Regions from separate parts of the Mus musculus genome. Here regions 1, 3, 4 and 5 are each linked to region 2. The links are chromatin loops, found by intact Hi-C in ENCODE. Cell type or tissue: heart. All regions are shown on one strand. Region 1 overlaps Dscam (DS cell adhesion molecule). Region 2 overlaps Dscam (DS cell adhesion molecule). Region 3 has its middle 3.3 kb from the start of Igsf5. Region 4 has its middle 66 kb from the start of Pcp4. Region 5 overlaps Igsf5 (immunoglobulin superfamily, member 5).

Region 1 (5,000 bases), 61 kb after region 2:
TGGGTAAGACTCTAAGTGATATCTGGCCAGTGATTTCTGGAGAACCATTTAATCCCCCTCATCAATTTTTCTGTAATTTGTTTCTTCTGTTATAAGTCCTGCCTGGGTATTTTCTCGAGTGAATGGAGCATAGAGCTAAGTTGATACCAACTCACAGTGTCCCTGAGCATGAGAGAGGAAAGCCATTTGCTGGCACAGGCTGCTAATGCACAGCCTGGCTGCACGCAGCGTATTTCAGCTTCTGCTGAGGCATGAGTCCAGAGCCTGGCTCAGTGCGTGGTGTAGGGTGGTGTTCTATTCCTTCCTGCATTTGTTAAACAGAGGAATCAGCCAATCTGATAAGGATCGGTAGAGAAGTAATCAAACCTAAGTCTGGATTCTAGTTGGAAGATAAGAGTGTGGTTAGAATATTAACAACCCCAGGAAACAGGAATGGTGGGGCAATGAGGTTGAGCTGGGTCTGCCATATTGGAAGTGGCATACAGGTGGCCTCTTGCTCAGGATGTTAGTATTTAGAAAACCAGTGCTATACAAGATGGAACTCACGGCTGGAGGTGCCAAGATCCTGTGGCTAGATATGTCATATGCCCTAGGGAAGTACCTACCTACTGCTCTTGTTCTGATAAATAAGCATAGTATTATACTGATTCCTAATAACTTATTGTGGTACTTGTAGATTAGCAAATCTCTCAACCTTCCTCAGAGGAATGTCTCCTTGCAGTAAATGTTGATTAACACAGAGACCCACAAACTGGATGTTGTGTAGAGAATGAGATACTGCAAAATGCCCAGCCATAAATGGGATATCTATGCTACACTCAGTCTTCCCAAGGCTGGATCATTATGGAAAGGAAAGCAGAAAGACTTTAACAGGCAGGGGTAGTAGATAATTGTAATGAAACCACGTTTTCTTGACGTGACCTGACATTTGTTCATACGAATTTGCAGCATTTGGGACAGCATGCAACTTAAACCAGACAACATCCTAGCACAAAGTCCCATCTGCATCTGAGGAGCTAGTGACAATAGGTAATAGCTGCTGGGAAAAGGAGAGACATTTTTTGTTAAAGGCGTGGTCCCTGGTAGGTAGATCACACTCTAGGGGCTGGGCCCACACCCAGGAGTATCTGAGCACAAATTGGACTCAATGGATTTTTTAAAAAGAGGTCAGGAAGTTGAGTGGGCAGGGAGGAAGTGAATAGATCTGGAAGGAGTTAGGTTGGGGAGCAAATATGATCAAAATACATTATGCACAATTCTCAGGGAATTAATATAATAATTAATACAATAATTCTTTAAATAGTTGTCAGGGTTATATATAAAAATGTGGACTTAGCTTCAGGAAATAGTACCTCCTGCCTACTTGGTGCCCTTGGAGGCCAGAAGAAGACATCAGATCCTCTGAAATTTGAGTCACAGGTGTTTGTGGGCTGTTACTCGGGTGCTAAGAGTCGAACCTGAGACCTCTGCAGGAGAAGCAAGTGCTCTTAACCAGGGAGCCACTACTCTAGCCCCTAATATAAGACTTTTAAAAGTTATCACAATTCTCTGGGTTTTTATTGTTCATAATAGTGTTGAGTTATTGTTATTGTTGTTTGTTTGTTTGTTGTTGTTGTCGTCTAGCTGGTATCCTGAGGTTCTGATTACATGAACTTGGGGGCTGTGTTGTCATTCTCTCTGGTTGGAAAGCTGGTGTCTCAGTGCATTTCCTGGACTTTTTGAGGTGGATGAATGTTTTATTAGATCTGCTTTTAAACAGCCGAAGAACAAATCTGGTTAATTTACAGCTAATGCGACATGTCTGGCTACATCCAAGGTCTTTAGTGATGTTGTCTTTCGCAGATCTGAACTGGGAGAATAAAGTGATAAAGTGATATAGCTGCCTATTGTTAAATAGGTGTTATGTGTACTGGAGAACAAACACCTCTTTTTAAGGAGGTCTTAGTAAGAACAGTTGTGCTAGGGAACTTGGGGGGCAGGGGACACATTGCCGAGGAGCTACGCCAAGGGACTCATAAAAGAAGATCAAATTAGAGGGCACACCATGTCCTGATTTATCTTCCCATGTTCTACATTCAACTATGAAATCATTTCAAGGGGTGGGGGCATGAAAACACCAGACTGAGGCACAAGAAAAATGACCAGAACTTGTGCTGCCCTCTGCTGTCCATTAATACACATAGCAGAAATGTTCCTGTCTCAAAAAGAAAATGAACACTCCGGCATCCACAGTGCTGGAAGCTGCTAAGAATGCTCCTGGAGGAGAAAAGAATCATAACTCTCACCCGGTTATATACTCTGTGAGCTACAATAGCAATCTGCCTGCGAGGTATGCCCACTGAGGTAATAGTGGAACAAATATCACCGAATTAACAAACCACTCATTGAGATGGAACCCACACCTGATACTGTTAATGAGGCCGATAACATGCGATTAGATATGTCATGGTCCTGGAAAAACCAACTACTTTTCTGCAAAATCAACACAGCAATGAAACCACTCCTGATGACATATTTTATACCCACAGGTCACTGCAATGTTCAACCTCCCTCAGGTTAAACATCCTGATGATGCGTTTTGCATGCATGCATGCCTGTGCACCACCTGTCTACTTGGTGCCCTTGGAGGCCAGAAGAGGACAGCAGATCCTCTGGAACTTGAGTCACAGGGTATTTGGGCTGCTATGTGGATGCTAAGATTCGAACCTGAGACTTCTGCAAGAGAAGCAAGTCGAACATTACCCAGCTAAATAATAATCAACACAGAGATTCACAACTGGACAGTGTGCAGAGAGTGCTCCACTTTGGAGCCCTCTGCCCTAAGTGGACTGTCTTTATCAAATTCCTTCCTTCAGGGCTCAGAGATCTTTGTGGGACAGGAAGAAGAACGACTGTAAGAGCCAGAGGGGTAGACAACTCTAAGAAAACAGTGTTCCAGACACAACAAGTCCGATGCACATATGAACTCAGAGATAGTGGCAGCACAAATAAGGCCTGATGCACAGGTTGAAGTCATTTTCCCTCCCCAAGTTGCTTTTGCTCACAGTATATATCAATAGAAACCCTACACAGTAGCACATGTACTCAGCCAGACTGGATGCCCACTAAGTTTCAAAGATATGGCTATTTCTGCCTCTCCAGAGCTGGGATTATTTGTGTGTGTGTGTGTGTGTGTGTGTGTGTGTGTGTGTGTTGGGGACCAAATCTCACCCCCCCCCCCCGCTTGCACAAAAACACAGCTGAACCACTTCCATAGCCTTCTACATGTTTTTAAGTTTTATGCCAGGAACAGGAGATAGATACAAAGACGGATTAGGCACGATTCCTTCATTTTGACAGTGCCTTAAAATCTTTGTGAAAACATTGTAAATCCAAATCGTTCTTTTTATATTTTCCTTTCTCCAAAATTCCCTCTTTTTCTGATATGCCTTGTTATCTGCCCATGGAAAGTTTAAGTTGATAGTTATTATCCAGCATCATAAACAGTAATGATAATAAATAGCCCAGTTTTAAATGGTGTGTATTCTGACCTCGGCGCCTTTACTAGGCTGAGTCCGCTATTGTAGAGGGCACAGATCCCCACTGCCTTGCGCAGCAGGGGTAGCGCTATAGTACTTTCTCAGTGTGGGTTAGGGCAGAGAAGGAGGGTGGGCTGGAGCATGTGGGGGAGAAGGAGGGAGGAAAGGAGGACATTTAATGCGGAGCCTAGCAGTGCAATCAATAGGTGCTGTCCACTGACTATCAATTAAGGCACAATTACGGCCTGTGCACTCGGAGTTTGATTAAGCCGCTGGCAGTGCCTGGGAAGCTGCCAGATAAACAAGGGCTCTAGGCGAGTGCCCGCGCCCCGCGTAATAAAGCAGGAGTCTTCTGGAGGGAGGTGCAAATGAGGACTTTGCTCTGCATGTGGAGACAACATGACAAGAAAAAAACACCAAGAAGGCCGAGTGGGAGGGAGGCGAGGGAAGAGCATCCTCAGCGAGGTCCTGGGAGATGCTGGGAAAGCTATTGGTTATTCGCCACTTACGGTAGGGTAGGGATGGGAGCAGAACACTGTGTACTTCCGAATGATGCCGTTCAGCTTCAGCGGGGGCAGCCAGGACACGAAGACCATGGAGGCCGAGGCTGCCGCCGCCTTGACACCGGCAGGAGGACCTGGAACTGGAAAATCCAGGGTTAGTCACAGGGTGGAATGTAGCTTCCCATGGCTCCCCAGGTGACACTCTCTCCTCCCAGAGACTGCTCTAGTGGTCTAGCACCAGTGTCCAGGATCCCAGTGTGTCCTCATAACTGAACCATATCAATACACTGAGCCCTAACACTTTATTTGGAGATAGGATCTTTAAAAAAAGGCAACCAAGGCACCGTTTGTAGAGTGCCCAGTCACAACTGGGAAATCTATATCACTTCCTCCAAGGCTTGAGGGAAACTGGGAAAGACAGCAAGAAAAGAGCATAAGACCTGGCAGATGGGCCAGGCCCCTTATAAGAGAGACGAAGGGTTAGAGACAGTGGGTGTCAGAATCCTTTGAAGTGTCAGAATCTTCCTGTCCTCAAGTGAACTGTCATGCTGTTAGGAGTTGTGGGGATGAGGGTGGAGTGAGCGTTGGGGGTGAGGGTGAGGTCCGGGATGAAGGTTGGGGATGAGGGTGAGGTTGGGATGAGGGTAGGGGTGAGGGTGGGATGAGAGTTGGGGATGAGGGTGAAGGTGGGGTAAGGGTGAGGGTGGGGTGGGGTGAGGGCTGAGGAGCATGACAGGAACCCAATGCTGTTGTTTATTGGCTCACAACAGCTGCCCAGGCACATCCCTATATTCTGAGGTCTTAGAATTCTAGACAGGACTGATATACTCACAGGGCACAAAGCCTCCAGTTCCTACTGAAGAGCAATATGGCAGTCGGTTGTGCAAACACACACACATACCACACACACACTCTATCTCACACACACTCCATCTTTAAGTCTATACAGTCATACATCAGCATACTCTCCATGATGGTT
Region 2 (5,000 bases):
ATCAATCCCTGGGGCTTTCTGGTACCAGTTTAGCTGAATTAGTGAGTTCCAGGGCCCGTGAGAGGCCCTATCTCAAAAAGTAAGATGTGGGTGATTGAAGAAGACAATGTCAAATTCTGGCCTTTGTGTGTACATATGAATGGATGTGTTCAAGTGCCCACATGTGTGTGTGCTCTCCCACACCACACATACATACACACACCACACAATACATACATACATCACACACATACACACACACGCACACCCCACACACCACACATACACCACATAATATACACATACCTCATACATTTATAAATACCACACACACATACACACACCACACACACACACACTTACACATATACCACACACACCATACATATATACACACACCATGCACACACATATACATACACATCACACACTTACACACACACACCACATACACATCACACATACGCCACACACACACACACAGAGTGAAGACTGACTTTTTCACAAGGCAGAACAGTCCCTGATCTCCAGGTTTCATCCTTTGCTGTTACCAATCTTGATGGGAACGAGAAAATAGGACAAAACCCAGTGCAAACAGGCCTTACAACAAGGCCATGTCACCTCAGTCAAAGTTGTCTCTGTGTTTCAAATCTACAGAAAAGTTTTGAAGTCACCTCTGAGAACCTTCTAAGAGAAATAACGGACATTAAAAATAAATCCCCACAGTGACATGCCACCTTTGGAGCCCTGTTTTTGAAGTGTGTTGTGAAGAGGAAAAAAAAATGAGCATTAAATTTTTCTGTAGCTACTAGATTCAGATATAGCTTTTCAGAGCTTAGAGGAGGTCATGCGCAGAAGTGAAGCCTCAGTGGTTGACACCAGCAGCCTGGTGGCTTGTTTATCTTATAATCAACCTGATTAATTGCCAGAAGGATCAGCCTGTGTTCCTTATAGGGGTGCTGTGACCTTGTTGTGGAAGGATGTGAAGTTCAGGCTCTTAGTCCTGGAGGTGGGAGTGGGTCAGACGCCCTCAGAGCACAATCGGCAATTACTGCCATTGTGTGGGTGAGATGTATGAGTGCTTCTTTCTCTCTGTTGGGTAGGAACTACAGGGAGAGAGAGCAGAATGGGTGGGAGATTCAAGACACCTGCAAAAGAGAGAGATGCATTTCTGCTCAATCCTGCAGAACTCAGTAAGGCCTTGCACACAGGGAAGGCCGAACACTTGGCCTGGGAACTCTCAGAGAAACGGTTGTCATTTGAAAGTGACCTTCATGAGAGAAGTTAGGCAGGAGGTTTCACAGGCTTCCCTCCTCACGGAGCCTGGGAAGCCCTGCTATGACCAAGAAGGGAGCATGCACTGCCCACCTGTGTCTTGTGATGGGCTGACGCTGTAGCTGTCGCTCTCCTTGTCCACGGATCCTGTAGCCCTGGGTGTAGGCAGTCTCCAGTCTGTGGTGAGGGTGTGTGCAGAGATGGTAGGATGGGGTCTGTTGAGCGTCCACTGGCTGGCGTACCGGTTTCTCGCTGTGGGTCCAGCCTTTGCATTCCTCCTGGTGGTGGGATCTGCAACAAATAAGGGGTATTGTGTATCTGTCTTCAGGGGTCAAGCAGAGCAAGCAGCTGTCATCTCCCTCATGACCTACTTACTAAGTTTGCCAGATAGTTAAGTATTTTTAAAAAATCCCATAAGCATAAGAATACCCCGTTTGTGTTTGGAAGCTTCAGATCAGAACATTGTTTGTGGCCATTAACAATGGCCAAAACATCCATTCAAACTTTTTAAATATCAATACCTCCCATAAGACAAGGAAACTTGACCAAATGTGTTTGAACAAGATTTCCTTTCTGAGGTTCATTTACCCTGGTGCAGACTGATCTACTCGCTGCTCCCCACTCCACCTCATGTTATATCCCTCATCTTGACTCCAGGATCATAGAACATGATCTCATTTGGAAAAAAAAACAGTCATTGCATACATAATCAGTCATGAGGAGGTCACAGGGGGGATAGGGTGGGTCCCTATGCTATAAGACTGTTGGACTTATGAAGAGAGAGATACAGGAGGAGGTTGCCCCCTGCAGGGAGAACCAAGAATTGTGTCTGAGTACAGGATGGCCAAAGGCTGTTGAAGCCTTGTTTCAAGTTTACTTCTAAGTTCAGTCAGTACTTTCCATCCAGTTATTTAAGCTGAAGCCCCTGGAGACAAAAATAACACATTTTTTTTTCTGTCCCAACATCCTCTCAGCATGTGACAGTATGTCTCTTGATGAGTATCATGGGAACTTTGATGAAGACTTGGATGGACTATTTAATATGAACAACAAATAGCTAAATGATATCTGGATAGCATGTGTCAACTGTCTATGAAAAATGTCAAGGTCTACGTGTATGTGGGCTACTGCCAGAGCCTTGTATCTTCTTTAAGTCTGGAACTCAGGTCAACAGGTGAATAGGGTAGTGTGGTCTTAGCTCAACACTGGTGAACTAAGAAAAGGGACATATTAGTAGCAACGTGTGTTGGGCCCTGGAGCAGGCCAGAGTATTACCTTTCCTGAAATTCCATGGACCAGGGGAGGTGTTCTGTTCCTTAGAGTGATTTTTCTGGGACTCCAAATGAAAGTAGTTCAGGGTCCTGGAAGGGACTTTTCTACTTCTGAATTTTCTGCTTTTTAGAATGGCATAGTCTGGCCACTTTGTGATCAGCACTGGTGCAGCTATTTCAAAGGAACAAACTGAGACCCAACTTTGGATATGGCTGCTTATGCCCAATTGCATACTTCTGTGAACTCGGATGTCTCTTCAGAGTAGATGCAAGGGTCTGTCTTTAGAGCTGTCTATACGGCTGGCTCACAGTAATTGTTGGGATTGGTACTTAGCCTGGAGTCGCTTCACGGATGAACAATGGCAGTTTAGGCATGACACAGCTCTTCTGCCCGTCTGCTCAGGCACTGTGTCTTACTTGACCAGATGTGGCCTGATCCTGGCTGTCTGGGTCTGTAGTTGGGTGTGCACAGGACCGTGGCTTGTCCATAATTGCCACTGGAACATGAAATGCTGACACGGGGCATCAGGGAAAAGCCTTTCTTTGCAAGTGGAAGATTTTCCCCTTTGCAGATTTCTAGTTATTGGTCTTTGAACTAATCTATCATTCTAGGATTTAGGAGAGGAACATAAAGAAGATGGCCAAATCAATATTTTTAAGATTCTCTGGGTCATCAAAAGACCCAGTGCTGCTGCATGCTTTTGGCTACATTGATTTTTTTTTTTAAGGGCACATTTCATCTCTTGCAAAAATTCCATAGAAGGCGGCCTTATTAGAAGATAGTTTCTGTCTTTGATGTGAATGCAAACGAGCTATGCCAAAGTGTTGGAGCCCTGTGCACAACAAGGTGTGAATGATAATTGCGAGTTTTCCCAGGGAAGAGGAACATTCCAGAGAGGTCCTCCACAGAGAGAAAAACAGTGTCATGGGTAGGAGTCTAAATGTCTTCCAGGCACTATTGACTTGATAAGTGGAGCTTAAATAGTACAGCTTGTTATTTAAATGCTAATGAGTCTTTTCTAGAAAATTACCCAGCCCCTTATGTAAGTTTTGAGGAATCTCATTTTTTATTCCTTGGGTTTCAAATTGCAGCCACACTTGTTGAGGATTTTGGGTGCTCTCTCGGAATAGATGCCCGGGCTAGGGCAGACTCAAAGTCCCTAACTCTCTTCTCAAGTCTCCAAGTTTCTCACCCGGGTTCCGTGCCTTAGAAAGCTCGTTTCTCAGTGTGGAGTTCAGGTCTTCCTTCCCCACCGAGACCTCCCTATTTGGAAAATTTCTATTCAGAGCTGCAACTCTTTTCAAGTTAATTCTATTCATTATCCCAAGTCCCCCTGGATGAGGACAGAGCTAGCAGTGGCCTGATAAATGTTGAAAATATAGGTCATGGTACCAGTTTTCTGAGCCGCAGGCCACAGTTCTGCTCTGTGCTACGCAGGTGTCCCAGGGTTAGAATCGTGTCAGGATGTGGGAAGGCAAGGATATCTGACACACTTTAAAAAAAAAAAAAAATAACCAGGTTTTAGCAACCCTTATTTTGTATCTGAATTGAACTTGATGTGGTCGCTTCCAACAGCGATATAAATACTTGGATTTTGCTCGATGGTAACTTTGCTTATCTAGGGATTTTTCTGCCCCTGCATGGAAGATTCTTTGCCAACCTCCCAAGCCTCTAATATAAATACAACTTAGTGATTAAGCAGCATGCTTGCCAAGCAGCCAATGAGTTAGAGGACAGGGGTATAAATAACTCCTGACCTTTCAACTCTGGGTCTAATTCTGCATTAAGTTTTCTGCCCATTGAATCAAATTATTTTAATTATCCCAAATTCAGGATCAGAGAGGATTGTGTGGGTAACAGGTTGGTTACAAAGCATGTCATGTGTTGTATGCTCACTGGATTAGTCTTCCTTTAATCATCTGCTATCCGTCCTCAGGTCTCAGAGATGAGGCCTCAGCTATGCACGGAGACCTCAGTGGCCTTCCCATGCATAACAGTCAATCATTTCCCTACTTAAGTAGCAAACGTTTATCCAGGGTTTATGGTGCATTGGATCATGGGATCACCCTGCCCACAGGAGCTATTTTCTTCCTGCACACTCTCGTACCATTCTGGGTGACAGAGTATATATTCAGGGTTGTAGTAATAAGGATTCAATGTATGTTTTAAGCTTTTTATCATTATTTGGATATAACCTACTCACATCTTCCTATGTGTTTTTTAAAAATCATTTCTATGTGAATTAAAAGTCAGTATAATGTAAATGCTAGGAAATCAGTTATTATATTGTATTGTTAGGGTGTGGTGTATGGGGGAGTTGAATCTACGGACAAAAAAGGAGTAGATATGAGAACTCATGATATGTATATGATATATGTATTTGTACACACATTCATGTATATTGACCTGTGTGTTGTATAAGCCTGCTTTAGTTCCCACATGTCCTTTATGTAGTAACATCTATTCTCAGTGGT
Region 3 (5,000 bases), 250 kb before region 2:
CCGGTAGGCAAGGCCCAGGAGAAAACCATTTTAGGTTAAGATTCCTGCTATTAATATACTTTTCCTGTTATTAGTAAACATATATAACAATCACTAGGTATTAGCCCACCCCTTTTGAGCAGATCTCTGCAGAACTACAAAGATGTATTACTGTCTTATAGTGATGCTGTTTAGACAAATAGATGACTTCTTAATTCTTAATGATGATCCTATAAGAATTCCTAAAATTATATCAGTATTTATTAAGGTCTTTATACTAAGACTCCATTTAGGTCCTTTTCTGATAGTCAAAACAGAAATGAGAACTCTACCAGTCTCCCATATGTCACTAGTTAATTGCTTCTAGATAGTAACCAGACTTTCTACTACTCAGAGCACATTCCAAGAGGTTGTAAAACTATTAACCAAAGGTCATAAAAAGGGAACTAGTGATTTATTATAGGTGCTAGGACAGAAGATAAAATATTGAACATGAACATGAAACTTCACTAATAACTTAGTTATGTTTTTTAACTCTCAGTGAACCTGTGGAGCTGAGACAGGTGTGGGATGTTTAGCCAGATAATTACTCCTAATGGATATGCATGTAGACATTCTCTGTTGTAAACTTCTATTTCAGTTTATGATTTGATGTGCGAACTTGTGAGGAACTTTTTAACATGTGATCATATATTCTGAAAGATGTATAAGTGCTGAAGACAAAAGAGAAGAGTTAGAACTGAGCTGAGGAGAATTTTTTAGACAGAGCTGAACTTAAGAAGAACTTTCAAGTATAGGCATAGCTTTCACAGAAAAGGGATTGAGAGTTAGAGCATTATTTTGGCACCAGAGCAGGAGGAGAGAGCAAGATTAGAAGGAGGATGCAGAGTGGAATAGCTTAGAAACTATAGGTAACATAAAAAACTAAGAGAGCAACGTGCAGAATGCAGAGGGAAAGAGGAAAAAAGAAGAAGCTGCAGAGAGCAGAAGGAGCAGGCAGGCTCCTCCTTACCATGGGACAGAAAAGGTCTTTTGTTGATAACAAGGCAGACTTAGTCTTATTAAAAGAACAAAACTTTCTTCTTACAAACTTGGGTTAAATTCACTTAGTAATAAAAGGGTAGAAGCTTTTTCTTTTGCAATGTAATAAAGATTGGAGCTCATTTTTCATCCAGAATGAGTTCTTTCTGCATCAGTGTTTGGTCTTTTTCTCCATATGCATATGTAAGTATGGATGTGTGTGTGTGTGTGTAATTGTGTGAATGCATGCAAGCTGAGCCCATCTGATCTGAATAGAAATGTATAAATGCACATGGGTGAACCTGTATGTGATTTTATGTGAGATTATACATATTTGCTTATGTAAAAGTTTTTCCTTCTGCAAGTGGCATCCTCTTCTTCTGGTTCAATAGCAGTTTAAGGTTCCAAACTTCCCCCTAGCCTGACAAGCAAGAGGCATCTGGACAATAGGGAAAAGGCTCTAGCAATTAATCCTTTACTTAATCTTCTGCTGTTTTAGGATGAGGTGCTAAGTGCCAGAGACTGAAGTTTCTGGCCTCAGAAGAACACAGAAGGCAGGTCAGCTACAGTAGCATAGTAAATTAGATAAGTAAACGTTTTATTATTTACAGCAACCCTAAATATTCTGTAAGACAAAGTCGCTTCCTTCTCTGCTGCCTCAAGAAGAACCGGCAAGAAATAAGACTCACCTGGGTTTTACTGTAGGGCTCATTCTGGCTGTGAGACACTCTGTGTTTGGACAAACACTTGTATTGTGACATGCATTCAAATCACACCCTCACATGGAGCAGGAAGCCCCTATTTTAACACACGAACGCGCGCGCGCACACACACACACACACACACACACACACACACACACACACACACACACACACACACACACACACACGTTACCGATTCAGCTCTTTCCCTGACTCCTGCCGACCACTGAGCTTTCGTTTAACCTTATAGCGCCAACTGCATTTTCCCCAGAATTGACCCTGAAGAAGTCACTCCATGTACCTTCCTCTCTGATTCACTTCTTACAGTGTTCGTTGCTTACACTAATAAAAGCCGTAAGCAAGCTGGGCGTGGCGAGTATTAGAACTCTGTGAGGTCAGCACGTGGAGGAGCGGGGGTGGGGCGTGGAGGGGAAGGCCAGAAGGTGGAACGTATTCCTCATGCTGCCTCCAGAGGGCAGAATATGCTTAATCATTAAGAATGACTCCTTAGGGCCTGGCTGGGTGCTGATGTGTAATTCCAGTTACTCAGCTGGCTGAGGCAGGCTGAATCCAAGTCCAGGGCCTGGCCAGGACTACAGGATGAGTTTAAGGGAGTCTGGGAAACTTGGAATTTATCTCAAAATAAAAGTAAAGGGGAGAGTGGCATCAGATACCTTTTGGACTAAATGTTTGTGAGCTGCCAGCAATTGAACCTGGGTCCCTGGGTCCTCTAGAAGAGCAGCCAGTGCTAACTGCTGAGCCATCTCTCCAGCCCCTGGATTATAATATATTAAAGAGTTAGAAACTGGTTACTAAGTTGCTACACTTTTACATTTTAAAACAGATATATGCTGGGTTATCCATAGTGTTTGCCATAGTGTGGTGGTCTCAGCCATATTCTATTTCATAAATTTCCTCCTTTTGGGGCCAGTGATGAGTCTCAGTGGGTAAAAGGCTTCTGCTAAACTCAAGGACTTGAGTTAGAGCCCCAGGACCCACTTGGTAGAAGCCGAGAAGTGACCTCTGCAAATTGTCTCTGACCTATGAGACAGATACACACAATAAATATAAAACAAAACATAAAAATAACTTCTTCCTTTTGCTTTCCTGTATTTTCTTATTTCCTGTAGTAAGCGTGAATCACATCTTTAATAAGAAAAATAATTAAAGCTTCTCATTAAAAATTCATAAAGCTTATTTATGTGGGATGGTGAGTTTATAGAGGATTCTCAGTTTCTCCTTTGTGTGACATTGAACCCATTATACAATTTCTATTTCTGGGGGCTGGAGAGACAGCTCAGTGGTTAGGAACACTTGCTGCTCTTGTAGAGTAACACGATTTGGTTTCTGGAATTCTCAAGAGAGTTTACAACCACCCACAATTCCAGTCCAAGGGATCTGCCACCATCTTCCGGTCTCTGTGGGTGCTGCAGGCATGTAGTACACGTATGTCCTAGTTAAGATCTTTACTGCTGTGAGCTGACACCATGACCAAGGCAACTCTTATAAGGACAACATTTAATTGGGGCTGGCTTACAGGTTCAGAGGTTCAGTCCATAATCTTCAAGGCAGGAGCAGGGCAGCATCTAGGCAGGTATGGTGCAGGAGGAGCTGAGAGTTCTACATCTTCATCTGAAGGCTGCTAGGAGAAAACTGGTTTCCAGGCAGCTAGGATGAGGGTCTTAAAGCCCACGCCTACAGTACCACACCTACTCCAATAAGACCATACCTCCTAATAGTTGTCATTGTTCCTGGACCAAACCATAACAACATACAAACATCTAGGCAAACCCTCATACATATAGAATAAAATGCAAACTTTAAAAAAATTGGTATTTCTGGTGGCAGGATAGAGTTGAACATTGGCTCAATTATTTCATAATTTTTAAAAACAAAAACATCTCCAGTGGTCGTATAAATAAATTCCTTGGGGCTGGTGAGATGGCTCAGTGGGTAAGAGCACCGGACTGCTCTTCCGAAGGTCCGAAGTTTAAATCCCAGCAACCACATGGTGGCTTACAACCATCCGTAATGAGATCTGACTCCCTCTTCTGGAGTATCTGAGGATAGCTACAGTGTACTTACATGTAATAAATAAATAAATTCCTCAGGAGAAAAAATAAAGATAAAATGGCGGCTGTCTTGAAAGTCTGTAGTGAAACACGTGCTGAAGGTTTTATTTAATGCCTCAGTTAATGAGGGAACCGCCATGATGTTGGAGCAGAATCATCAAAGAGCTCAAAAAGAATGCTTGTTACTCACACTTTCATAGGCACACTCGTGTCCCAGAGCTGAGGGACGAAAGAGTTCCTTCTAAGAACTTAGACACCTCTGAGGTCCTTTCCCAGTCCCAAGCTTCTCATGGATTTCCCCCTGTGCCTTTGTATAGCTGAATATAAAAACCAAGCCTAGCCAGACCTTCTGGGACCTTCTGTGCTCACATCTGAGACCACCCCAGCTCTGCCCCTGCATTCAGGACCTTCTGACCTCTTTATGTCACAGGATCCCAGTCCTCCTGTCATTACAGGCTACCTGATGCACATTATTCCCTCTGCCCAAGGACTGACTGGCCGTTTCCTCAGTCCAGCTTTCTTTCCCTGACCACCTAGCATGCCCACATCCATCTGAGGCCAGTCCTGGTTTCCTGGGGCTTCCCAGTCCCCCGCAACCCCACCACTTTCCTTTAAAACCTCCCTGGCATCTGAATTGCTTCATGAATATGTGTTATGCAGATTTGAACTTTGTCAATTTAAAATAGCAAGGGCCAAAAATATCATGAAAAGTTTCTCTTTGTGCTCAAACGTAGAATTGACGCAAATCTCTCAAACGCACACAGTGCCTCAGGACAGCAGACCTTCAGACATGTTTGTAAAGATCCCTAGGTAGTGTTTTCTGGAATAGGAGCATCTCTGAGAGAGAGGGTCTCATGGGGGTTGGAAGGAGGAGGTCACGGTCCATGCTCAGTCTTCCAGGAAGGACTCCAGGCTGCAGTCCGTGTTCATTTCTCTGGGGGCTGGCAGGAGTGGGGTTCACAGTGCACACTTGGACTTCTAGGGGCTGGCAGGAGGGGACCTCTATCCAGGCTCCTTCCTCCTGGTGCTGCTGAGACGCCTGCGGGGAGGTGTTACAAACGCTCTGCAGGGAAATGAGATCCGCAGACAAAAGGATCTCTATCTAGTTGCAAAGGGAGGAAGGGATAGTTTATCCTGAGACAAATGTGCATGACGCCGGCCAGGGAAACCAGATTCAGTTTCCCTTGAAAGACGGGTTCCATGGTGGACTTTCAATCACAGAACA
Region 4 (5,000 bases), 78 kb before region 2:
CACACCCTTCTCTGGTTCAGATCCGATACTCTTCTTCCTGAGGTGGATGAGGTAAAACTGACTTGTGGGAGAGAGTAACTTCCAGCTCTGAGTACCTGTTCATGGGAGAAATTTATGGTTTGTTTGAAACAGAGATAATGCCAGGGACCTCGGGTCAACTCTATTTTCCATATGTAAGGTTTGTGAGGGGTCAGATCTGCAACAACATACGTCGGTTCTAATAGCTAACGAACAGCCTCTCCAGCTTGAAAGGACAGCTGGGAGATGTAATCTGTCTGGATGACCTGGGTCAGATGAAACTGGTTTCTTTCACCCCTGTCCCCCTTCACATCTGTCCCAGCTCCTCTTTTGCAGACTCCATCCATGGGATATTCCCCTTGATGGCGCTGATTGTAGCTTCACAAGCTTTGGTGAGATACTTTGATTCATTCTTGTCCCTTCTACACAAGGTCAGGGACATTTGTTTTATTGGTTGGGATGCTCTTTAAACACTTCACACTTTAGCAAGAGTGAAGATGGCTGGGTATGTAGCTCAGTGGTAACAGGCTTGCCTGGTCTGCATGAGGTTTAGGTTCTCTCGCTAGCACTGCCAACAGTAGTGAGTGAATGAGTTAGCGTGGTGAGCTCTGTACTGGCATTGTTCTCTCCCTCATATCTGATGGGAGAGGCAAAATGATAGGGAAACAGCCTGTGCTTTCCTCTAGGAACCAGCCAAGGAAAACATTGGCTTATCCGAGGTCACAGCAGCCAGTATCCTTCTGTCTTCTGTCTGAAGAAGGTTGTGCAAAGTCCCCATAGTATGCATTTTCTTGACATCCTATTTGCAATGGATAAACATAGATATTAGGGATAGATGGCAGAACTCGGGCACATGTCTATGCTTCCCTATGTTTTCTCCCTAGAGACTAAGCATGTCTGGAAGCTGTGGCTGCCTTGGCAGGGATCTCTGTGCTCCAATCCTGAGGTCCTGCACACTGCCTTCTGCACGTATTCTTCTTCTGAGAACAAGGTTGCCCCTTCCCTCTATTCATCAGCCTTACTGTGGACACCTAGAATATGAGAACAGTGGAACCAGGCTTCAGCAACTATTGTTGTCAGCCTCCTCTGGCCTCAGTCTCTCTCTCTCTCTCTCTCTCTCTCTCTCTCTCTCTCTCTTCATGTGAAATGAACATCTGACCACCAGAGGCAGAGACTAAATGGGCCATCTGTGCGGAGTAATTTCTGTAAGTCAGGTTGTAGTAAGTTGATACACACTTGACATGTGTTGATTGTCTCATGGAATATACAGTGTCCCCATTTTATTGGCGAGGAAATGGAGGCTCAGAGATGATAAAGAGCATACAAGGTCACACAGCTTGAAGGAAGAGGCTGACTCCTTCATAAGTTAGATTTCTCAGCCTCAAGACTTTGAACTCCGTTCTTAACTCTACTTGAGGCATTGAGCATGGACGTGGCTTCCTGTGGATGGTTCCTGTCCATATAGAAGACTCTTTGAATTCTTCTGTGTCTGGTGGGTGTACCCTTGATGTATCCTTCTATGACTGACAGAGTGTAACTTGATGCATCCTTCTGTGATTCACACTGTTTGGAATTTACAGCCTCCAAATCTCATTGGTAGAATAGAATTAGAGCCACCTTAATCCCCAAGATTGGTGAATATGTTCCTGTCTGTGTTGGGGGTGCTTTCGGGATATGACTAAAATCAGGATTTTGAGGTGAAAAGACTCCACAGCATCATAGGGTCTTTCTATGAGGAACCAGGAGGATGCATGTTGGGAAAGGAGCTCGGATGATAATAGTGATGTTAACAGGATGAGCTTTGAGGTTGTGGAAGAAGACATGAGCCGAGGACTGCAGCTGGTGTCTAGAATCTGGGAGAGGCAAGAAGATGGATCATCTCAGTGCCTCCGGGAGAAACCATCCCTGCTTAAACTTGAGTCTGCCTTATAGACTAAGAGTTATCCCCCTAGAATAGTAGCTGTGAGTTTGTGTTATTTGAAGCTACTGGGTGTATGTCACTTCCTTACAACAGGATACGAACAGTGGCGTTGTGTCCTATCCTTTGTGTCTTGATGCAATGATCACTTTTAACACTAGTGTTAATCATGTTTCAGCTCAGCTAGTGAGGGGTCTCCTGAAAGGGGGGAACATGAGTTACTCAGACGAACAAATGGTTAGGATGGGGGGTAGTCATTACTTATCTGCTTGGCATTAAAACTGGCCCCAGTCATGTGACCTCAGACCCTGTCTTACCAGCCCTCATCTCTGAGGAGGGGAGTCGTAGCCGCATTACCACCCCACAGTCTGCTGGGAGCCCTTCAGGAGATGCCGATGGCTACAACAAGCCAGAGGCATCTGCAGCTGCTTGACCAGATCGTGGCAGGAGAGCTCCAGAGATGGCCTGTAGCCAGCCCTGGCTGTCAACACTAATTTTCTCCGGCTTGATGGAGCTCAGCCTATTTTGTGTGGCTTGCCCGCCACCAAGTCAGCAGCCCCTGCACAATCAGGGTGCTGAGCCAAGCTGATAAGCAGGGCTGTGGTGTGGTTATCTCTGCCACTGCAGAGCTGAGAGCTTCGGGGAGGAGTGGATGTAGGGTGTGTTTCCGCCTACATTGCTGCTGCTGCTGTTCCTGCAGCACCTGCCTCCCCAGGACAGTCCAGCTCCTAGAGGAGGGGTGCAGCCCTCTCCATGCTCCCGAGGTCATGGGGTGGTAGTACAGTGGTGCAGAAGACTCGGGGTTGGGGAGTACTGACTCATAACCGTTGTAAGTATGCGGCAGTGAAGGAGCTCTGTGGAGCTCTTCATGGGGTTGCTGGGCTCAGCTTCTGTGATTGTCAAGATGAGGAGAGGCAGTGGGAAGCTCCCTTCTGAAGAATCAACACTGACTCCAGCTCCCCTTCCCTCTGTCACCCCATCCTCCTCACTGAGCTCCTTCTATGATTCATGTTTATAGACCTGAAATGACCTCCAAGGGCCTCACTAAACCCTGCATTTTATAAAGATGCCAGTCAGACACATGGCTTGCCCATGGCTGAGTCTAAGCCCTACTAGGATGTCCAGTAGGGTCAATACTTCTTCTGCTAGGGACTCACTCTGCCAGGCTGATGAGACCCATCTACGGCTTTCCATCAGAGATGGAAACTCTAGGCATGCTCCTAGGGTGTTCCAAGAACATTGCTTAAACTCCCTGGGAACAGAAACAGAGGGAAGATCAGAAGGTGGCTTGTCCCATTAGTATTCCAGGGCACAGCTTCTATGAGTGTGTTGAAAGGTAGATGGCTAAGATTTAAGCTCAGCACATTAACCTGGACCCAGAGTAACAGTGGCATTATCAAGAAGGACCCTTTACTTCAATAGCCTCAAGGGATGCCTTTTACAGACGTGTTGTGGGTCAGAGGCAGAACAGCCTTCTTCAGCCATCCTTAGGGTTCTAGCTTTCCCCCGTGTTTAGATGGATTGCCATTCTGTTTAGTTCCAGGTTCGGGAGGACAAGGTGAGGGGCACCCAAAAGGATGAAGCTAGAGGAACAAAGTGCAGTCTCTGTCACAAGGTTTATAGGTGCACATCTGTGGTATGAGTTCTTCAGATTCTCACTGGTACTGTGACGTTTCCTGCAGATGTGCTCACAGCTGCCCATATCTCTCCAGAACATGAGCATCCAATTGTATCAATGCTCCCCATGTCCTGCACACAGGGCAACCGGAAGTTACTAGCATTACTGGTAGCTCAGTTCCTGGTTGCTGCCTGATTTGACTCGGAAGATGAATACCCAGCTCTCTTGATCATTAGCATCTCTGAGACTCCAGAGATCCTTGGCGGGAGCAGTCCTTCATTGCACAAAGTTGTCTGCTCAAAGATCCAGTCTTCTTCAACCTTCCTTCCTTCCTTCCCTGACTCATGTCCACACTTCACCCACCCCAGATGCTCCCTCAGCCTTTCAAGCAAATCACTTGCATGCAAAACCTTGCCTCAAGGTTTCCTTCTGGGCGACACTAACCCAAGACATATGGCGAGGGAGATGTGTGGGCATTTTGAGCCAACACTCGGAGGTTCCAAGAATTCTAGAGCCTTCAGAGCATATGCTGTGTTTACATCATGTTTTTCACAACTCAGAAGAAAGCAATCTCTTAAGACCGGAATGGACACTTAGTTTTCAGTCAACTGAAAGTTGTTTCCCTACTTTGAAGGGCAGGCAGCCCCACAAGGGCCAAGGAGGGTGAGGCAGGGTGGTGTGGCCAATTTGCCTTCTCAGATCCAAGTCCTTGGGATGTGGAGACACTGGGCTCTACTTTCCCAGAAGGTACATTCCAATGAGAAGCTGAAGATGTGAATCTTTGAGGAAGGTAGAAGAGAGCAGGAAGGAATCACACCATGTGTCACCGTGAGGCTCATATTTGTGAAAACATGAATATGCTCTTGAGAAATGGAGAGCTCTCCAGGGCTGGGCTGGGCACAACTGGCGACATCTAGGGATTACTAGAGAGGGAGAAATGACCCTCAGGGAAGAGGGCAAAATCTATAATGTAAATGTATTCCTGTGTCTCTCATTGCTTGGCTGAAGGGACTTAAACCATCACCCTTTTCCCTTGGTTCCTTGGAAATCTCCCAGGAACATTGACTCTCTTCTTCCTGGTTGGCAGGAGTGAACTTCCAGTGTTTCAAGAACACTGTTTTCTTTCCTGGTAGACTCTGCTCTCTGGGGAGGACATTTCTCTGCACACAGGGGCATTCTGTCTTGCCCCAAGTTGTCTCTGCTTCTTCTAGGACTACATTTATCTGGTTTTAGTTATTTATTTTTATTGAAGATTCTGCTACCTCTGCCCTCAAACTATTTTCAGTACCCTCCTCCCTTCATCTGTCTGTATGTCTCTGTCTGTCTTTGTCTCTGTCTGTCTTTGTCTCTGTGTGTGTGTGTATGTGTAGGTAGTTATTCTTGCCCCCTTCAAGGTTCTCAGCCTTCAGGAAAATTTAACCTTAAGCCTTTTACCCACACTACCCT
Region 5 (5,000 bases), 220 kb before region 2:
AGCTGGGGCAGAGGTAATGGCAACATCACAAAACAGAACTGAAACCAAGCAATGAGGCCTTCAGTCTTAGAAAGCAACCACAGGGTGCAGAGAAGAGAGGGCCCTTCCTCTAGGGCAGTGCTTCTCAACCTTTGGGTTACGACCCCTTGAGGGGGGCGTCACATATCAGATATCCTGCATATCAGATGTTTACATTAGGATTCATACAGTAGCAAGATTACAGTCATGTAGTAGCTATGAAAATAATTGTGTGGTTGGGGTCACCACAACATGAGGACCTGAGTAAAGGTTCACAGGACACATATGCATGTGTGTAATTGTATGTGTATATATGTGTGTATGCATGAATGTAGTTGAGAACCACTGCACTATGACCTGCTGAACTCCTCTCAGAGACCAGGCTGTTCCCATACCTGAGAAAGTGATGACTCAGACTTTTGTGATGGCCTGGGTTACTGGACTCCCGTCCTTATTTGTAAGGACAGGCAGCTGTGGTGATGTGTCATTTAGCATGCAACAGCTTTTCTAGAATAACATCGGTTGGAACACGCCTCAGGGCAGTTTCCTATTCTGAGGTATTCTAAATGTTCCATTGTGGGTTTGGGACTGAGTCTGCAGAGACACCCCCAGCGGTGTGGAAGCTGCTGGTTTGGTGGTCAGGTTTAGAATGGTGGATGGTTTGTCTTAGAGTTTGACAGTTTGAAACTTGAGTTCGAAAGCATGATTTGACATGTGGCAGCTCAGAACATTCTAAGTGCTGAATCTATGTCTTTTTCTCTGATTTGAATGCTTTCTGCCGTTAAATTATTTTTTGTTAAGAACAGAGTTTCAATGTTTGGGTGTCTGTCACTTGTCTTGCATTGTTAAGTTTGTGATCACTTAGTGTGTGCACCAGGTGTGAGCTACTGACTCTTTTCTATTGATCTTTCTCTCAGTGAGACATGCCAGATATCATGCAAGTTCATCACAAGATTACGCATAAGTTCAAATCATAAATTGAAATAGAAATTTACAACAGAGAATGTTTACATGCATATCCATTAGGAGTAATTATCTGGCTAAACATCCATCATCTGTCTGAGCTCCACAGGTTCATGGAGAGTTTAAAAACATAACTAACTTCTTAGTGAAGTTTTGTACAGATAAACCTAGTCAAAATTCTTCTGTCCTAGCACCTATAATAAATTGTTAGTTCCCTTTTTATGACATTTGGTTAGTGGCTTTACAACCTTTTGGAATGTGCTCTGAGTAGTAGATGCCTGCTCACTATTTCAGAAGTAATTAACTGGTGACACAGGAAGACTGGCAGAGTCCTCAAAGCAGTTTTGACCTAATAGCAGGTCAGAAAGGACCTAATAGAAGTCCCACTATAAAAGAGCTTAATAAATACTGATATGATTTTAGATGTTCTTATAGGATCATCATTAAGAATTAAGAAGCTGTCTATATAGCACCACTACAAGACATCTTGTAGCATCTTTGTTTTTCTGCAGAGATCTGCTCAAAAGGGTAGGCTAATACCTAGTGATTGTTATATATGTTTAATAATAACAGGAAAAGCATATTAATAGCAGGAATCTTTCCTAGAATGATTTTCTCCTAGGCCTTGCCTATCAGAGCAAATCCACCATGGATTATTAATCCAAGGTGGATCATCTCAGGAAGATCACTTGCTAGTTTTTAGCTTGTCCTATGTCGGCTTCTGACAATGTAACTTCAAGGTGAAAGGCCCATGAGAGGCAACAGAGACTTTGGAGACCAGCATTGGGGTGCAGATCTGAGTTTATTGCACAGCACATAAGTTTATATACAGCATTTGAACCCATCCCAAGACCCTAAATCATTAGGAAATCATATCTAGCCACACAGTCACTGTGTCCAATGAAAGCCCTGCCTGATGGGGTTACTCAGAAGGAGTGAGGGGAGCATCTTCACCTGTTAGAACTTTCATGTTAGGACTTCTGTATTATGACTTCTGTGAAGACGGAGAAGCAGCCACCACCCTGGCTTTTGTTCCTTTTTGCTGTCTCACTGGTGTTCTTGGAGCTATCTTAGATCTAATGCTGTGTTCTTGGAGCCATCTTAGATCTAATGCTGTGCGTGGCAGATCTGGAATCTTTTCAAGGAGTAGCAGGAGCCTCTGGTGCCTCGCTTTCCATCCCACTTTTTCCTTCACAAGGTTGACCTCCACATCCCCACATGTGTGTGTATGTGTAATGTGTGGCAATGGTCTGAATTGACACTACTTGTACGTGAACTTGTATGCGAACCTGATTGAAAATGGTTCTAGCATTAAGGAACTCAGATGTAGAAACTTAAGGTTCCTTCTTTGTCAAGGTACCATAACACTGGTGTCTAAGTCAGATGAGAGTATGCTTTGAGAATATGGTTCTGCTGGGCTGGCATGCAGTGAGCAACCAGTTATGGTGTGGCGAGACAGGACTGGCCAACGATTTAGGGTCTTGAGATTGGTTCAAAGACTGTATAAGCTTATGTGCTGTGCAATGAACTCAGATCTACACCCTGATGCGGTCTCCAAACAAGTGACTGGCTCTGTTACTTAGAACGTTTCTTGGTGATGGAACTTGTAAAATCTTGGCTATCAAAGTCAATTAGTATTCACTAGTTATACAGGGCGGCATCTACTATCTTTCAAGTACCTATAGAGTATTTATTTTTCTGATACTGAACCTATTTTCTTTGGGCTTAATCATTTAGTAACTCAGTGCAGGGTCGCTTTGCATACAAACTGGGTCTAAGCGAGGATTTTCAAAGTCAGGGAGTCAATTAAAAAATCAGTGAGAATTTATTTTTAGAACCCCTATCCTCATTTTGCTAATGGGACTTTCTCTCCCTCTTTATTTTTCAGAATCTACTTATCAAAATGAAATAAGGTAAGAAAGGTAAAATGGAAAGGTAAGTCAGAAGCAGGGGGCAACAGGGTGTGAGTGTTTATAGCACTCAATAAGTACTGATATAGAATACTCTGAAAAACATGCCAATTACAAATTTATAAAGTAACCCTACTTGTAGAATAACAGAGACCAATATAGGTAGGTGAACTGTCCCCTGATCACCTGACATTTGCAACTCTCTCCACAAGAGGACACTGTACACTGTGACTGTTGGCAGTGGTCCTGCCTACATTAAGTCAGGCACCTGCAGAAGTTGCACTTGGACTTGAGAGTTGTTGCAGGACAGCAAGCCAAGCCAGACAGATGCCTATAAGGTATGTGGTATTGTTCTAGTAGAAAAATTAGGTGCATTCAGTGGCTTGTCCCAGCACTGAGAAGAGAAGAATGAAAAATTTCTCCCATTTCCATAACCATTCACAGTGGCTGCAAATACTTTTGAGGGAACTGAGTCCAGATTCACAGGAATACACAGTAGCTGGTGTGATCACAGGAATGCATGATAGCCAGTGTGTTCACAGGAATACATGATAGCTGGTGTGTTCACAGGAATACATGATAGCCAGTGTGTTCCCAGGAATACATGATAGCCAGTGTGTTCCCAGGAATACATAGTAGCAGGTGTGTTCACAGGAATACATGATAGCTGGTGTGTTCACAGGAATACATGATAGCTGATGTGTTTACAGGAATACATGGTAGCCAGTGTGTTCACAGGAATACATGATAGCTGGTGTGTTCACAGGAATACATGATAACCAGTGTGTTCCCAGGAATACATAGTAGCAGGTGTGTTTACAGGAATACATGATAGCTGGTATGTTCACAGGAATACATGGTAGCCAGTGTGATCACAGGAATACATGATAGCTGGTGTGTTCACAGAAATACATGGTAGCCAGTGTGATCACAGGAATACACAGTAGCTGGTGTGTTCACAGGAATACATGATAGCCAGTGTGCTCACAGGAATGCATGATAGCCAGTGTGCTCACAGGAATACATGATAGCCAGTGTGCTCACAGGAATGCATGATAGCCAGTGTGATCACAGGAATACATGGTAGCCAGTGTGTTCACAGGAATACATGATAAACAGTGTGTTCACAGGAATACACAGTAGCTGGTGTGTTCACAGGAATACATAGTAGCAGGTGTGTTCACAGGAATACACAGTAGCTGGTGTGTTCACAGGAATGCATGATAGCCAGTGTGCTCACAGGAATACATGATAGCAGATGTGTTCACAGGAATACATGACAGCCAGTGTGTTCACAGGAATACATGATAGCAGATGTGTTCACAGGAATACATGATAGCCAGTGTGATCACAGGAATACATGGTAGCTGGTGTGTCCACAGGAATGCATGATAGCCAGTGTGATCACAGGAATACATGGTAGCTGGTGTGTTCACAGGAATACATGGTGGCAGATGTGTTCACAGGAATGCATGATAGCCAGTGTGATCACAGGAATACACAGTAGCTGGTGTGCTCACAGGAATGCATGTAGCAAGTGTGTTCATGGGAATACATGATAGCCAGTGTGATCACAGGAATACATGATAACTAGTGTGCTCACAGGAATGCATGATAGCCAGTGTGATCACAGGAATACATGGTAGCTGGTGTGTTCACAGGAATGCATGATAGCCAGTGTGTTCACAGGAATGCATGGTAGCCAGTGTGTTCACAAGAATACATGATAGCTGGTGTGCTCACAGGAATGCATGATAGCCAGTGTGCTCACAGGAATGCATGTAGCAAGTGTGTTCATGGGAATACATGATAGCCAGTGTGATCACAGGAATACATGATAGCTAGTGTGCTCACAGGAATGCATGATAGCCAGTGTGATCACAGGAATACATGGTAGCTGGTGTGTTCACAGGAATGCATGATAGCCAGTGTGTTCACAGGAATGCATGGTAGCCAGTGTGTTCACAAGAATACATGATAGCTGGTGTGCTCACAGGAATGCATGATAGCCAGTGTGCTCACAGGAATGCATGTAGCAAGTGTGTTCATGGGAATACATGATAGCCAGTGTGATCACAGGAATACATGATAGCTAGTGTGCTCACAGGA

The links. Hi-C counts contacts between places; a loop is a spot of excess contacts. Peaks named below come from ENCODE experiments on the same cell type or tissue, not always from the same donor. Only the 100,000 strongest peaks of a DNase experiment are listed, where the experiment ranks them.
Region 1: a loop joins it to region 2, with 2.1 times the contacts of the local background. A loop is called at or near these places in 8 of 42 quality-filtered maps.
Region 3: a loop joins it to region 2, with 4 times the contacts of the local background. A loop is called at or near these places in 15 of 42 quality-filtered maps.
Region 4: a loop joins it to region 2, with 2.1 times the contacts of the local background. A loop is called at or near these places in 4 of 42 quality-filtered maps.
Region 5: it touches region 2 in a loop (2.1-fold over the local background); 3 of 42 quality-filtered maps call a loop at or near these places.

What each region holds. Positions count from the first base shown.
Region 1 is chr16:96,669,638-96,674,637 of GRCm38, forward strand. Dscam (DS cell adhesion molecule) reads right to left here. Exons shown (of 33, transcript NM_031174.4): 20 at 4,028-4,161. Among named protein-coding and RNA genes, the nearest start is that of Gm32509, 47 kb to the right of the region's middle. In heart, CTCF peaks have their summits at 2,165 (motif pointing left) and 2,368; no DNase peak of the experiment used is centred here; H3K27me3 peaks cover 250 bases.
Region 2 is chr16:96,608,945-96,613,944 of GRCm38, forward strand. Dscam (DS cell adhesion molecule) reads right to left here. Exons shown (of 33, transcript NM_031174.4): 31 at 1,348-1,545. Among named protein-coding and RNA genes, the nearest start is that of Gm32509, 110 kb to the right of the region's middle. In heart, a CTCF peak has its summit at 2,073 (motif pointing left); no DNase peak of the experiment used is centred here; H3K27ac peaks cover 251 bases.
Region 3 is chr16:96,355,970-96,360,969 of GRCm38, forward strand. No RefSeq gene overlaps it. Among named protein-coding and RNA genes, the nearest start is that of Igsf5, 3.3 kb to the right of the region's middle. In heart, a CTCF peak has its summit at 2,182 (motif pointing right); a DNase peak (open chromatin) is centred at 2,132; H3K4me3 peaks cover 613 bases; H3K27ac peaks cover 408 bases; H3K27me3 peaks cover 367 bases.
Region 4 is chr16:96,531,435-96,536,434 of GRCm38, forward strand. No RefSeq gene overlaps it. Among named protein-coding and RNA genes, the nearest start is that of Pcp4, 66 kb to the left of the region's middle. In heart, a CTCF peak has its summit at 2,406; a DNase peak (open chromatin) is centred at 2,447; H3K4me3 peaks cover 611 bases; H3K27ac peaks cover 346 bases; H3K27me3 peaks cover 2,446 bases.
Region 5 is chr16:96,388,151-96,393,150 of GRCm38, forward strand. It overlaps Igsf5 (immunoglobulin superfamily, member 5), which reads left to right. Exons shown (of 9, transcript NM_001177887.1): 6 at 2,870-2,894. Among named protein-coding and RNA genes, the nearest start is that of Igsf5, 29 kb to the left of the region's middle. In heart, a CTCF peak has its summit at 3,098 (motif pointing right); no DNase peak of the experiment used is centred here.